Regions from separate parts of the Homo sapiens genome. Here region 2 is linked to region 1. Evidence: read pairs that join two places in POLR2A ChIA-PET (ENCODE). Cell type or tissue: PC-3. All regions are shown on one strand.

Region 1 (8,000 bases):
GTTTCTCATCACACTGGCTTGGTTGAAGTTACCTTCATGCATTTCATGATTTGCAGAGATCAAGGAGAAATTAATATTAAATCAAAAAATTCAAATATTAATTTTAAAAAATACTTGTTTTTTAAAAATCTAATCTAAACCTCCCTTACTTTAAAATTGTCTGCCTAGGTGTGTTTCTTACATTTGGAGACACTCTAAGAGACACCAGTTATCTAGGGCAGGGAGGGTCCAGGCAATTAGATCAAGAAAAGTACAGGAAAGAGTGTGGGCTGCAGGGGTGGGAGGGTAGCTACCTGTTGAGGATGAATTGATGCCAGGAGACATGTAGTTCCCAAAGGTGGGCCCCAGATTCCAGAGAAGGGCAATTGGGTGAATACCTCACGGAAGCCCTACTTTTCTGGCAGGCACATGAGTCTACAGGGGAGAACTGTTGTAAAATTACAGCCTGCAATTTAGAAGTAATCCCCCCATTAAGGATAACTTTGCCTTTCCACCAGAACTCAGGGACAACTAAAATGTAAATGGTGATAATGTATTGTCAGACCCCAACAGACATGTTTTTTTTCCTTACCTCCCAAGGTAAGAGAGTAGAGACAATGCATACTTTTAATCTCTTTTTTCTATCTCCTCTATCCTACTCTCCTTCCCAAGTTCACCCTTTTTCTTTTTATTTTTTTAAAGACAAGGTCTCACTCTGTTGCCCAGGCTGGAGTGCAGTGGCACTATCATAGCTCACTGCAACCTCAAATTCCTGGACTCCAGCAACCCTCCCACTTCAGCCTCCCCAGTAGCTGGGATTACAGGCATGAGCCACCACATGCAGCTCTCTCACCCTTTTTCTTCATAGAAACTGTTGTCTGCCTAACATTAAAGGTGTACTTTAGCTGGGTGTGGTGGCTGATATCTGTAATTCCAACACTTTGGTAGGCTGAGGTGGTAGGACTGCTTGAGCCCAGGAGTTTGAAACCAGCCTGGGCAACTTAGTGAGGCTCCTGTCTCTATATAAAAAAAAAAAAAAATTTTAATTAGCCAGGTGGGGTGGCACACGCCTATGGTCCCAGCTACTCAGGAGGCCGGAGTGGGAGGATTGTTTGAGCCTGGGAGGTTGAGGCTGCAGTGAGCTATGTTCATACCATTGCACTCCAGCTTGGGAAACTGAGCAAGACCCTGTCTCAAAAAGGAGGAAAAAAAGTGTACTTTAGTAAGCTTGCTAAGCATTAATTTCTAATTAAGATTTTATTTAGAAATAAAGTTTTATTACAATAAAACTTAATTAGAAATAAAATAATAAACCATAAAAGACTATCTTAAGACTTTACTTCTTTAATATAAGAAGAGCTTATTCCAATGGTTTTATTTATCTTGATTGAAGTTTGTATCTTTTTCACAAAAGAGTGTTTTTTAGTATCTCCTTTCCACACAATGCTTGTATTTTTTATCAGTTGGCTTGCCTCAATTGGATTCAACCCAGGAGGGTACCTTTTTTTTTTTTTTTGCAGAAGTTGCTCAAACTGAGTACTGACTCCTCTCACACGGAAACCACAAGTGTCAGTTTTTCTTAACTTGAAACAAAATTATTCTCCCCGTCTTACCAGCAGTTTTCCAACACTTGCTAGTTTGTGATCTTTCTGTTTCATAAACTTGACCATCTTAGTTATCAACTGACTGAACTGGCCAAGCCCTACCAATGTCACCTGTGTCTATCATGAGTAATTTCTGTTTAGGGCCTACTATTTACAGGGACCTTTTAAACAGATGAATAAAGCCTTTTTCTCTATCACTAGGATCTCTGTCACCGGTGGGAAAAATTTTAAGACACACATGTGTTTTGTTAACTTAAAAAAACATGTAATTTATAATTTAGAAAGGAGACTATTTCTTGTAAAGAATTACAGCCTGCTAATATCCGGAATCTACAAAGAACTTAAACAAATTTACAAGAAAAAAAAAAACAACCCCATCAAAAAGTGGGTGAAGGATGTGAACAGACACTTTTCAAAAGAAGATAATTTATGCAGCCAACAAACATATGAAAAAAAGCTCATCATCACTGGTCATTAGAGAAATGCAAATCAAAACCACAATGAGATACCATCTCATGCCAGTTAGAATGGCAATCATTAAAAGTCAGGAAACAACAGGTGCTGGAGAGGATGTGGAGAAATAGGAACGCTTTTACACTGTTGGTGGGAGTGTAAATTAGTTCAACTTGTGGAAGACAGTGTGGCAATTCCTCAAGGATCTAGAACCAGAAATACCATTTGACCCAGCAATTCCATTACTGGGTATATACCCACAGGATTACAAATCATTCTACTATAAAGACACATGCACACATATGTTCATTGCAGCACTGTTCACAATAGCAAAGACTTGGAACCAACCCAAATGCTCATCAATGATAGACTGGATAAAGAAAATGTGGCACATATACACCATGTAATACTATGCAGCCATAAAAAAGGATGAGTTCATGTCCTTTGCAGGGACATGAATGAAGCTGGAAACCATCATTCTCAGCAAACAAACACAAGAACAGAAAACCAAACACTGTATGTTCTCACTCATAAGTGGGAGCTGAACAATGAGAACACATGGACACAGGGAGGGGAACATCACACACTGGGGCCTGTTGGGGTGTAGGGGACTAGGGGAGGGATAGCATTAGGAGAAATACCTAATGTAGATGACGGGTTGATGGGTACAGCAAACCACCATGGCACATGTATACCTATGTAACAAACCTGCACGTTCCACACATGTACCCCAGAACTTAAAGTATAATTTAAAAAAGAAAAGAAAAGAAAAGAAAGAATTACAGCCTGCAAGGTGGCTGGCCATCCCACAGGCTGGGAAATGTGCCTTAGGCCAAGACCAGAGACAGGCGCTTCAAAGAAGGAGGGGTTGGAGTAGAAGCTTTATGCTGAACCATTGACTAAACACACATATTCAACAGGTCACACGAGGAGCTATGAATATTCATGAAGTTGGTCCTGAGGCATGCCTATTGAACAAACACACATATAACATTCAACTCATGTTTACTTTGGGTGGAGACTTAACATTTAAATGTATATAATCAGGTTCTATATGTCAAAAGGTTATTTCAGGACATGAAGGCATTCAAGTGCACGGTCCCTGTAAACCAACCAGGACCAAGTTCATGGTCAGTGGTCTTCTTATCAGGAGATCACTGACTGAAATCAATCTCTTGTCCAGTCAGAGCTGCAGTGATGGCTGGTGGAACAGTGACCAGGGGTTAGTTAGTCAGCATCTGGTGGAGCTACTGATAGTTTTAATAATGCTTATCTGGAGGCTAGTGCTTGTATAGCTGCTAGAGAAAAAGAAAAAAGCTCTGTGGCAGTTAGAACATAGTCTGTTCTTTAAATGTAGTGGTGTCTGACTTCACCTTTGCCTGGCATGGCCTAAGGTCTTGTTTATAATTTAATATCTTCTTGCCACAGTCTGTTCTGTCAGTCTTACGATCTCTATTTTAACATTAATGCTGGTCAGTTGTTTTGTTTAACCTCCAAAAAAGAGGGGACATAACAAGGCGTGTCTGACCGCCTGTCCCATCATGGCTGGCAACTTTGTTGGTTTGTTTGTTTGTTTGTTGAGAGGGGGTCTGGCTCTGTTGCCCAGTGGAGTGAGTGGCATGATTTCAGCTCACTACAACCTCTGTCTCCCAGGCTCAGGCTATCCTCCCACCTCAGCCTCTCGAGTAGCTAGGACCATAGGCATGTGCTAACACGCCCAACTAATTTTTGTGTTTTTTGTAGAGACGGGGTCTCACTTTGTTGCCTAGGCTGGTGTCGAACTCCTGAGCTCAAGCAATTCGCCTGCCACAGCCTCCTAAAGTGCTGGGATTATAGATGTGAGCCACTGAGCCTGGCCTGGCAACTCAGTTTTTAAGGTTTTTCTGGGGTCCCCTTGGCCAAAACAGTTCCACTCGGTGGGGGACTTATGATATTATTTTTAATTTACAACTTACATAGATTGGACTACATTCATCCCAGTAGTTCTACCTAATAGTGACACCAAAAGTCTGATCCTAGAGTCAGACTAGAATCAATTCGATGGGAATAATACGACTGGGGCACCTTCCAAAGTAGTTTCTCAGGTCTTTTGGCACCAGTATCTCTCTGAAAACTGTAAGACACTACGTAAGTGTGAAAGAAAATGCTAGAGCCAGTGTGGTGGAGTGGTTAAGAGCAGATTTATCAGCCTCAGTTCAGATCCTGGTTCTGCCACTTCCCAGCTCCTTGAATGTGGGCCCATGGCTCAGCCTCTCTGTGCCTCACTTCCTTCATGGGCTGATTATTCTCGGTGTGCCTTTAGGCCCTGTACTGAGCCCTCTGGGGACTGACACATCAAGCCTGTATCACCTGGACTGACCCCTTGACCTCAGGCTTTTGGTTGTTTCAGCCAATGGGAAACGGGAAGGAAACAGGAAAGAGAGAGCAGTCAGCGTTTCCCTCACTCCTCACCTGCCCACACACCACTGGGGCTCTGGCCACATCCCTCTAGACACAGACAGCTCCGCAGAGCTGCCCTTCCTACAGCAGCTCCTCATCAGGCTCCGGTTACACGAGGTCCTTGGCTTGCCCCTTCTGCCCAGGGCTGGGAACAGCTGCCCACTGCTGCTGGTTTCCTGGATGCCTCCCCATCCCTCATGGATTCACTTAAATCTACCTACTCATCTGTAAATAGTCCCTTCCTTAAATTCTCTTCAGAATTCCACCTGTGTGACCCCTGTCTCTTGCCTTGACAAACACACTGCCTGGAGCTGTACTGAGGATTAAATAAACTAATATGTATTATAAAGCACTCAGAACAGCACAGCACACAGATTCAATGCTATCTGCAGATGAGCTGTTGTTATCAGTAAGGTTGCCCTGCCTGCCTTTCCTATCAGTACTGGAAGACACACCTCTGAGATTGCCAAAAATAGATAAAGGCCCTATTTCTAGAGAGCCTCGGATGTCCGGAGAGCCTCTACCAGCCTCCCTACCTAAGGGTATCAGCACAGGCTTGGACAGGAAAGCTAGAGTGAAACTGGCTTCGATATAAATGGGAAAAGCCACCCCAGGCTGGGGCAAGGGAGGGGCAAAAGCAGGGCTCTCAACAAGCCCACAGCTGAAGGACTCAGTTCCTCTGGCAAGACTTGGGCTCCAGGAATTGAAAGGTGAGCAGTCTTTGGTTGATAGGATCTTTAGAGGGTATGGCAACGTGCAGAGGAGGATAAAATGTCCCAGACACACTTCCTTTACTTCACAACTTGGCCCAGGGCCAGCCTGGCTATTTCCCACGTTCTAAAGCCCAGGTGGACCTAAGTGTTTGGAACTAAAATGATCTTATCTAAAAAAGAGCCAGCTGGCAGAATTCACACACACATATTTAATTCTGATGAAAGCTGTTTCAGGCAGGAACCAAGACCATTCTTTATCAACAGGACCGAGGGCATATGCAGAGGATCAAGAGGATGTAGTGGTTGAAAGTAAAGGCTCTCTGGGTAGACTGCCAAGATTCAAAATCGGCTCCACTACTTTCTAGCTGTGCAGCTTTCGCAAGTCACTCAGACTCTCTAAGCCTCACATTTTTAGCCTGTAAAAATGGGCTGGGCGTAGTGACTCACACCTGTAATCCCAGCAGTTTGGGAGGCTGAGGTGGGAGGAATGCTTGAGCCCCGGAGTGCAAGATCAGCCTGGGCAACATGGCGAGACCCCATCTCTACAAAACTAAAAAATTAGCTGGGCATGGTGGGTTCCAGCTACTCGGGAGGCTAAGGTGGGAGAATCACTTGAGCCCAGGAGGTCAAGGTTGCAGTGAGCCATGATTGTGCCACTGCACTCCAGCCTGGGTGACAGAGCAAGACTGTGTCTCAAAAAAAAAAAAAAAAATGTTAGTAACAGACACTACCATTATAGTGATTACGAGAACTAAATAAGGAAATTTAGGTGCAGTGTTTCACACAGCACCTGACACATAGTTAAGTATTAAAAAATGGTTGCTCTCATAAAAGTCATCATTATGATGATCATTATTACTATTACCAGTTCTTAACAGTCAACTAGTAAAAATCTTGCTGGCACAATTTAATGAAAGGGGAACAAGTCTCATAAGTATATTAAATGAAATGGGATTATACTGTGAATATGTATATATATATGTGTATATATATACACATATATATATAAACAACTTATACTTTTTTTCCTTTCTTACAAAATCCAGACCTGGGAAAAATCGCACTCATTATCTAAACCGTGAGGCACCTCTGCTCCTTAGCACAGTAGCATATTGGTTACAAAGTCAAGGTCTGGAATCAGACCAATCTGAGTTCAAATCCCAGCTCTGCTACTGAAGAGCTCATTGACCCGTGAGCAACTTTATCTCATTAAGCTTCAGTTTCCTTATCTGTAAAATGAAGAAATAATAGTTCCTACCTCACAGGATAGTTATGAATATTAAGTGCGATGATGCATGAAATCTCTTCTTAGCAAGTGTTGGCTCTCATTATTAGCCTACTTCCAACAGAAGGCAGTTGTGAGAGTTTCAATGTTAAATAAAATAGAAAGCACCCCTAAGAATATGTGGGAGCTGTCATACTGAAAAATGCTGCCATGCTGGGGGGACAGTTGACTGGAAAGGAGCATAAGGAAATGTCTGGGGTAATGAAAATGTTAAATTTTTGTTTTGGATAGCAGTTACATGGCTGTGTGGAATTGTCAAAACTCACTAAATTGAACACTTAAGACCTGTGCACTTTATTGTGTGAAAATTGTACCTCAATTTTAAAAAGAAAAATAGCAGTTATGAATTCCACTCTAGATCTAAGATTTTATCTCCTCCAATGCTGTATGTGAAGCCTAGAAAACATCACTGATAATGTTCACTTAAAGAGATGCGGAGGCAGGTGCTGTGCATGCTTAAAGGCTGTCATTAAAGATAATGTTTCTACTCAAAACTCATTCATTAGGAACCACTAAGGGCCATGGGGAGGTCTTAGTCATAAGCATTTGTTTCATCAGCTCTATAGGAATAGTGAACCCAAGGCTTACCTTTATGGATTTTACTTAGGGTGTACATTTGTAACGGATGAGATAAGTGGGTAGGATGGAGCCACACCCACCCAACCACCTATTATACATATTACACAAGGTTCATTAACAGTGGCTGTGGTCTTGCTATGGAGAAGTAGGGTGTGCATATCTGATGAGAAAAGATAAACATGTGAATGGATGAAAGAGCAAAAGGACAAACAAGCATTTGCTAAATGGCTATCATGCATCTCCTTGATGATTTAATTGAATTTAATTCTCACAAAAATCTTGTGAAGTCAGGGTTATTATCACCACTTAACAAATGAGAAAGCCGGTACTTAGAAGGAGAAGCAAGGAGCCTCAGGTTCTACAGCCAAGTCACAGTAGAGAGAGAGGGACCTCCATATAATCTAGCGCATATCCTAAATAATTTCTATTTGTTACAAATAATATTTTTTCTTAAGATCTCCCATGTGTTATATTACAGCTTCTATATGCCATTTAGCACATATCAAAAGGTTTCGTCTTTGTTCCAAATGCCATCCCAGCCACTTCTCTTAGGGAATTAATCAATAATTATGGGGTAGGACATACTTTTGAAGCATTAGTCACTGTTTTCCTGTAATATTTTCTCTGATCTCGTTCTTACCATCTTTCAAGTCTCTCAGATAGACTATTCTGAGTTCCACTACCCCCAGGCAGTGTAAGTTAACAGAAAGTAGAGAAACAAATGAGATTCTTTTGACTTTTGAGTCTCCAAAACTCAAGTCCCCATGGGGAATGGGAAAGATACAGGCGTACGTAAGATTTAGAAGCCTATTTGTTAAGCGAGAGAAAGAAATCTCATGCAAGATTACACAGAGATTTCCCAGCTGTGGGGGAAGGAAGGGGTTAGAAGTCAGGAGCACAGGGATGTGAAGGTGACCACTGAGAAGGGCCCTTCCCTTCCTCCCTCAC
Region 2 (8,000 bases), 1.2 Mb before region 1:
TGCAAATTTAAAGTGCAGCCAGGACAACAGATGTGATTAATCTCTAGGCATAGAGAAAATGGCTAGTTAGGCTCATGAAGAGTTGGAGTCTAGCCAGGTAAGTACAGGGAGAGTGGGGCCAGAAAATTGAGCATGTTTTCAATTAAATGATTTTAGAAATGGGTCATGAATTGTAAGCTGGGCAAAAAGAGAAGCAAGGTTTCGAGAGTAGTGAAAATTGTGAAAGAGTGACAGCATCAATGGACTAGAGGTTTCAATAATTAAGGAATAATTGCAATGGAGATGTGAGGGTAAGGGAGTTGAAAGGAGAGGTGGTTGTGACCATTAGACATATTTCCACTTTGAAAGGTTACGTTGCTCATACATTATTACTGGATGTTCACTGCAGCCTTTAAAAAAAGATCAAAGTAACTGCTGAGCCCAGCTCGCTAACATAGAGTAGAATTATGTGTGGCTAAGAAGCAGCCATGTGATTAGGGAATTGATAATGTGCTAATTCAGTGATACCATGGTAAAATGGGCCACAGAACATTAGATCTGAGCGATACAGCAACATCACAGCACAAGGAAAAGAGCTGGGGCCTGCTTCAAACCCAGCCGTGACATGTAGCAGCTGTATGTGTTTCAGACTTTCTGAACCCTTCTGCATTTCAGTTTGTCCTTTTAAACTGGGATATGGCTACCTCCTTCACAGGGTTGTTATGCACATGAAGAAGGATAATGTATGTAAAGTAACTGTAAATAGCAGGTTCTCAGTAAATATTAATCACTGTGAAAATAAGGAGCCATGTCACTACTGCTGCATGGTAGTTTTGGAGTCACTTTGGGAAGCTTGTAGGTGTTGAAGGAATGTGACACTCAGAAGGACAATGAAAGGATTCTCCTTGTAGGGCCCTCATGGATGAGGACAAATCCTGGGTTGGTTATTGCATTGTATCTAATAATTCTGATGATAGGATTGAAGTCCTGTTTGTTGGCTATTGACAGTGTAGAGGTCAAAAATAAAATCACAATACCTGGGTTAATTTTTTTTAAATAAATAGTAAACCCCAAGCTATGAGGGATGGCATTGTTCAAGATGGTATGGGGTGGAAGACGTACCCCTTGCCCACCAAGAACAGGCCTGTTGTTCATTGACAGCATATGGAAAGTAGAGCTCAGTGTCCCTAAATGAGTTCCAAAACCATCCTAGTCTTTACCCTCCTCTCAGCTCCCTCTCATCTCTCCTGGCCCTCTCCCATCACTCTGGCCCTCATCTGCCCCCGATTTGTCATTTGATTGTTCTGTCTTCTCAGATTCATCTTGGTTTCCAGCATCTGATCTCTCTTTCCAATGGTCTTCTGCTTTCCTCTTGAGGGACTGCCAGTATCCAACCTAGCCCTAGGATCATTTTTTTTTCTCTTGTGCTTTTCTCAAAGCCCCTTAGAGGGGCAGCTGGGTCAAGAGGGGTGATGTCTGCCACTCATGTGTGTTAACCCAAAGTCCCTGGTTTTTCAGTACTCCCTGGCTTTGATGATTGCTGGAGTAAAAGGTAGCCTGGGAGTATGCAGAAAGGAAGCATCAACCATAGTTCAGAGATAGGTCACCACCGACTGAACAGGTGGGCAAAACAAAATTCTAACAGTAGTAAGCTGCCAGTGTTTAAAAATATAATGTCCTGGTGGCCTTAGAAAATCCTTAAAAGGTAGGTAAGGATCTATTGGAGCTTAGAAAATGTAAATGCAAACCAGCTGTTTGCCAGCAATGTTGCTTTCAGAGTATTTGCATTTTAGTCTTTCAACTTTGAAATTCAAATAATATGAAAACTTCTCTATGACATGGATCTATTAAATCTGAGAGGTTGTTGATGTACCTTGTTTAAGACCCATCAACTAGTAAAAAGCAGAATTAAAGTGGCAGACTTTTCAAATGTCTTTCCTAGTATTCTGGGATGAAAATAATTTGGATTTTCTTCTGGTGACTTCTCAAATCCTTACAATGTCATTTTCCAAAACGATTGAATAGGTTTTTGATACCTTTATATCTAATAGATCATTTGACTATTTAATAATGTCTACAATAATAATATTGTCTACAATAATAAATATGTTTCTGATAAAATTTCTACAATCTGGCTGGGTGCAGTGGCTCATGCCTGTAATCCCACCAAGGCAGGTGGATTGCTTTGAGCCCAGGAGTTCAAGATCAGCCTGGTCAACATGGCAAAACCTATCTCTACCAAAAATACAAAAAAATTGGCTGGGCATGGTGGCCTGTGCCTGTAGTCCTTCCCAGCTGCTCTGAAGGCTGAGGTGGGAGGATGGCTTGAGCCTGGGGGGGCAGAGGTTGCAGTGAGCTGAGAATGAGCCATGGCTCTCCAGCCTGGGTGACAGAGCCAGATCCTGTATTAAAAAATAATAATAAAAGTAAAAAATGAAAAAATAAAATTTCTATAATCCAGCACAAATCATTTTTGGAAGTAGTTAAAATATAAGTTTAAAAAATAAAATGTATAGTTAAATCTGTGTTCATTTATTCATCCTTTTATCTCTAGCATGTTGCATGGTTTCTAACATTTACCAGTTGAATAAATACATGAATACACCAATTACTAATTCATCATCTTCTGAGTTCTCAGTACTATACATAAAAAAGCATTTGCTATTATTTTAAATTAAATTTATTTCATCTGAAATCTTGAAACTGGGTAATCTGTCTCTAGTTGACCAAAATGGTTCCTCTTGACTATTACAGATTGGTAAAAACAGCCAATTTCATAGGAACTGTCAAATAACGTTCAAAATTGGTAAAAGTGGAGACTTTAGGACAAATTATCTGAGGATGTTTTCTCTTTCTCTTCCTTTCCTTCCTTCATTCCTTCCTTCTTTCCTTCCTTCCCTGCTATATTACTATATTACTATTATTATTACCAAAGGATTATTTAGTCAAGATAGAGAATGTAGTTTTTTAAAATGTAAAGTTTTTCATCATAAAAGTAATGCATATTTATTGGAGGGAATTTGGAAAACATAGGCAAGCCAAAAGAAACAATGAAAATCACTGAAAATGTTACTTCTGTAGGATACCTCTTTTTACACACTAATATGTCATTCTTGTTTATTCTATACATACGTGTTCATTTCGACAGTCATGGGTTCCTGCTACACATACCATTTCAACATTCTTTTTTCACTTCAAAATCGTCTGTACAATGTTTCACTCAAAAACAGCATCTCAATTCATGCCATTTTTATTACTTTAGAAATTTCACGTTTATGAAAAAAATTGTTCTTATATCTCAGTGATGACAGATATGACCACTTTCTAAAGTGTCAGGTGTTAGTATAAAAAGGAAATGAGGGAAGCCAGCGAATTGCCTGATGGGGAAAATCCAGCATTCATTTCTCACTTACTGTGGTGGGTCTGGACTCTGGAAACACCGATGTCTCCTGCTCTCACTGGCTGTTGCATGTAGTGTCCTTAAGCTTCTTCTGTTATGCTCAGCCCCGGAGATCTGGCACACAGAGCCATAGTAACAATGCGTTCAGCCAGGTTTCCTTAGCTACACACTAGTGACAGGACAGGACGCTGCCCTAAAGTGCCTGCCGCTGACTCAGGGAGGAGGCTTGGAACACACAGCGGGAGGTGGGAATGGCTTCTGCCTCACCCAGAGGGGCTGTCACCTTAAAAGGAAGTCACTCCATAGGCTTACAGATCTCATGCCCTGGCAGGGATCTAACAAGCTTTTATGGGTTTTATAGGATCTTATCTGCTTGGTAACCCAGTTTAATCATACAGAAAATTTATTTTTTTTACTTTTACCCTGTATGAATTAGTCAGCAAGCAAAGAACTTGCAATGATTATTTTCCTAAGTGAATTCCTTTTACATTCCATATTAGGTTAATGAGTTCAGTGTCATTTCAACGATACGTGTGTGTGCCTGGGGGTTTTTGTCTTCCTATATATATGCTGCATTTCCTGATTTCTCATTTCATCTGGCTAATATGTATCAGGCACTGTGCTCAGTGCTAGGGGATCTTAGAAGGAATTCTGTAATCTCTCTCAAGAACTGAGTTGCCCAATACTGTAGGCATTAGCAACATGTGGCTATTTAAATTATTTTTCTATTTTTTTTTTTTTTTGTAACGGAGTCTAGCTCTGTCGCCCAGGCTGGAGTGCAGTGGCACGATCTCGGCTCACCACAACCTGTGCCTCCCAGGTTCAAGCGATTCTCTTGCCTCAGCCTCCCAAGTAGCTGGGATTACAGGCGCCCGCCACCACACCCAGCTAATTTTTGTATTTTTAGTAGAGACAGGGTTTCACTGTGTTGGCCAGGCTGATCTTGAACTCCTGACTTTGTGATCCGCCCGCCTCAGTCTCCCAAAGTGCTGGGATTACAAGTGTGAGCCACCGGGCCCAGCCACTAATTTTTAATTAATTAAATACAATTAAAACTTTACTTTCTCAGCCACACTAGCCACATTCCAAGTGCTCGATACACATAACTAGTGGCCACTATACCAGATAGCACAGACACAGAACATTTCTGTCATTGCATACTATTCCGTTGGACAGTGTTGGTGGAGCTACTAAGAGAATGTTGATCCTGTTAACAAATTATGTTTCTGAATCTATAAAATTGGATCCATCTTTCCAAATGTTTTGCTAATTCTCCTTTGTGATGGTTTTGTAATTACACAAACTATTCTGCAAGGAAGCTTAAGGAGATAAGCTTTAGGAAGAGAGTAATGAATAGCATATGCTCATTGTCTAGGCAGGTCTCCAAAGGTCCCCAAACTTTATATAATTGTACACCATTATAGGAAGCATTTTAAAACAATCACTCCCAATACAGGTATTTGCATTAAAAAGTAATTAATATGTGCTACTGTCAGCTAATATTTCAAAGCACAGTCTATATATTTAGGGCTCATTAATGAGAGTTGATATAAAACCATATTCCAATAATCTTCTTGATAATCTTGAATCTCAGTCCAACTACTTGTCATATCATATGTCTGTGATACAGACTGGTATGAGTGTAAAGTTAGAATCCGGAATAGTCTATATTCAGTTCCACCACTTTCATTATTTTCGGTTATACGCATCCACCAAAACTAGGTTTAACAAGCATACTAGAAAATCTCTTATGATGAATAGATAAGTGTAGTTCATAATTAGCAAACCAACAAGCCACCTTAGCACTGCTGGATTTCCACTTCTGTGGCCGTGGCTATATTTAGATATAAACAGGGAACACTTGCAAATGATTAGATTAAGTAGGTAAACTTTCCCATTATAAATTTCTTTTTCTTTTCTTTTCCTTTTATTTTTTTGAGATGGAGGCTTGCTCTGTTGCCAGAGTGGAGTGCAGTGGCCACTGGAGTGCAGTGGCGTGATCTCGGCTCACTGCAACCTCCGCCTCCCGGGTTCAAGCAATTCCCCTGCCTCAGCCTCCTGAGAAGCTGGGACTACAGGCGCACACCACCAACCCCGGCTAATTTTTTGTGTTTTAGTAGAGACAGGGTTTCACCATGTTGACTAGGATGGCATCAATCTCCTGACCTCGTGATCCACCTGCCTCAGCCCCCAAAAGTGCTGGGATTATAGGCGTGAGCCACCGCACCTGGACCCATTATAAATTTCAAACATCACGCTTGCTTCACAAATTTCTTTTCTATCAATGGAACTAATTCAGTCCTTAATATGTGACACTCCAAATGAACAGAATTATTGATTTACTCATTTTCATTTAAAAGAAATATGACAACAAATACAAAATGCAGTTAGAAAGGAATGCTACATGGATTTATATACATAGAAAATCAGCTAATTAGAACAATGCTTTTCCATGTTATATCTGTTTTCTTCTTTATTATATTGCTATGAAGTGGGCAAAGTAATTTTTTAACTCTTTAAAACTTCTGTCATAATTGTGTCTGTGCCTCTCCTCCATAAAATTAAGTATTTCATAACTCAGTATTTGTCCTAGTTTAGTCATCAATTTGCAGGGGAAAACAGACCTTAGCACGTCACTTGCTAAGGTCCTTGGGCCTTTCTTTGCTCCCCTGTCTAATAAGAGAATTGGAGTATATTATTTTTTAGTTGCTTTCCAAATCTTCATTCTCAATTTTTAAGAATAGAGAGTAGTTTTAAACTACATTATTCATCTTTTTATAGAAAATTATTTTTAAGCTATATGAGGCTTATATATGTTTATTTTAGTTAATCTTTTTTAAATTTTTTAATTTTTTCCCCCCGAGATGGAGGCTTGCTCTGTCACCCAGGCTGGAGTGCAGTGGCCCGATCTCGGCTCACCGCAACCTCCCCCTCCCAGGTTCAAGTGATTCTCCTGCCTCAGCCTCCCGAGTAGCTGGGACTACAGGCACATGCCACCATGCCTGGCTAATTTTTGTATTTTTAGTAGAGACGGGGTTTCTCCATGTTGGTCAGGCTGACCTCGAACTCCTGACCTCGTGATCCACCCACCTCAGCCTCTCAGAGTGCTGGGATTATAGGTGTGAGCCACTGGGCCCAGCCTTACACATTTTTAATTGGCTAAGAAATCAATTATGTATTCAGAAATAAAAAAAATTCAATCCACAAATCTCCCTCTGAAAATAATAATAAAGAAACATACCAGCCCATGGTACCAGGTTCCTATATGGTACCTTTATAAATCCTGCACTGATTTCTTACCTGAACAAGGTCCTTCAAGTTATGCTGTGATTTTCAATATTATGAGAGCAAAGGGCATATTCACTGAATTTCCATGGTTGATTCTGTGCAAGTTATTCTGCATATACAGCAAGCTGAATCTATTTAAAGGCCAAAATTCATTCACCAAAGTCACCTTTACAAATTTTAACAAACGTATAAGTTTGAGCAATGCTTACAGTAACTAGATTGATTAAAATTAAACTAAACACTTTGAAATTGCACTTAATTTTGAACTAAACATGAATTTACAAGGCAACAGATGAGACTGAGCACACCCTCTCCATGCTGATTGCATCAGGTGTCTGAAACAAAGCAGCAAAGGGGGTCATTAGCTCCTAAAGGAGCAATTAGGTAAAAGTGCTGTGATTTACCATATGTATAATGTATGAGGCTTCTGGAAGGGTTTCAGTCTATGCAAAACAGGTCAAAATAATAGCAGATGTTTCTTCAAGGGGTACTAACACAATTCAATAATCTATCTATATCTAAAGTTCCCTTCCTACAGGATGTTATATTGGGCAATTTAGAAATGATACCTTACAGCCAAAAATTATTTTTTAGTGCTGATGAAAATATATGATTACATAATTTAAACATTCTATGACCTGAATTTCTTATATCCTCCTTTTTTGGAGGGCAGCCTTTTCAGTGCAATAGTGTTAACATACTTCACTCCCTACACAGTGAAAGCACTCCTATAGCCTGATGAGCATGGAGGATGCCTCGGTTATGGATAATCCCATCACGCCAGAAGGACAGCATTTCAGACTCTGGGAATTTCCCTCTGGAGGGACTTGAAAGAATCTGCAAGCTGCTAAGATTAAAAGAGATGACAGGTGGTAAGAAAACTGGTGGTGAAAACACACCACTCATTTTAGTGTATTGGCTTTGAAGAGAAGATCATTAGAATGTGAAAAACAATAGGTAGAAATTATTCTCTAGAATCTGATGTATGGAGCCCATCAAAGGCAGAAAAGAAGAAGCCTGGGGAGAGGGGATATTGCTCATACTAAAGACAGGGCAAACCTGTGGGGGAACAGATGTAGGAGAGCCGGGGGCAATAGGTCAGCACTAGAGGCACAACAGCCTTGCTGATGGGCTCCCCTTCCTTTGAAAGAATGCAAAAAGCGGGGAGTGAAAGAATAAGAAACATGTATTATTGAGCTGGACACTCTGCATGGTACTGTACGTGGATTTCATCAACTGGTCATTACAAGCACCGTGAGTTGGATGGTAGTCCTCATTTTATAGAAGTCTTTAAACAAATCTATTTTATGCCTAAATAACTTATTAATATGCC

Evidence for each region. Peaks named below come from ENCODE experiments on the same cell type or tissue, not always from the same donor. Only the 100,000 strongest peaks of a DNase experiment are listed, where the experiment ranks them.
Region 2: POLR2A ChIA-PET joins it to region 1 with 5 read pairs; 2 of 35 experiments call an interaction of 5 or more read pairs at or near these places.

What each region holds. Positions count from the first base shown.
Region 1 is chr12:26,865,693-26,873,692 of GRCh38, forward strand. No RefSeq gene overlaps it. Among named protein-coding and RNA genes, the nearest start is that of ITPR2, 36 kb to the left of the region's middle. In PC-3, no CTCF peak of the experiment used is centred here; a DNase peak (open chromatin) is centred at 5,569; H3K4me3 peaks cover 720 bases; H3K27ac peaks cover 725 bases.
Region 2 is chr12:25,645,102-25,653,101 of GRCh38, forward strand. It overlaps a transcript of LMNTD1 not described here. Among named protein-coding and RNA genes, the nearest start is that of LMNTD1, 96 kb to the left of the region's middle. In PC-3, no CTCF peak of the experiment used is centred here; a DNase peak (open chromatin) is centred at 3,610; H3K4me3 peaks cover 1,049 bases; H3K27ac peaks cover 973 bases.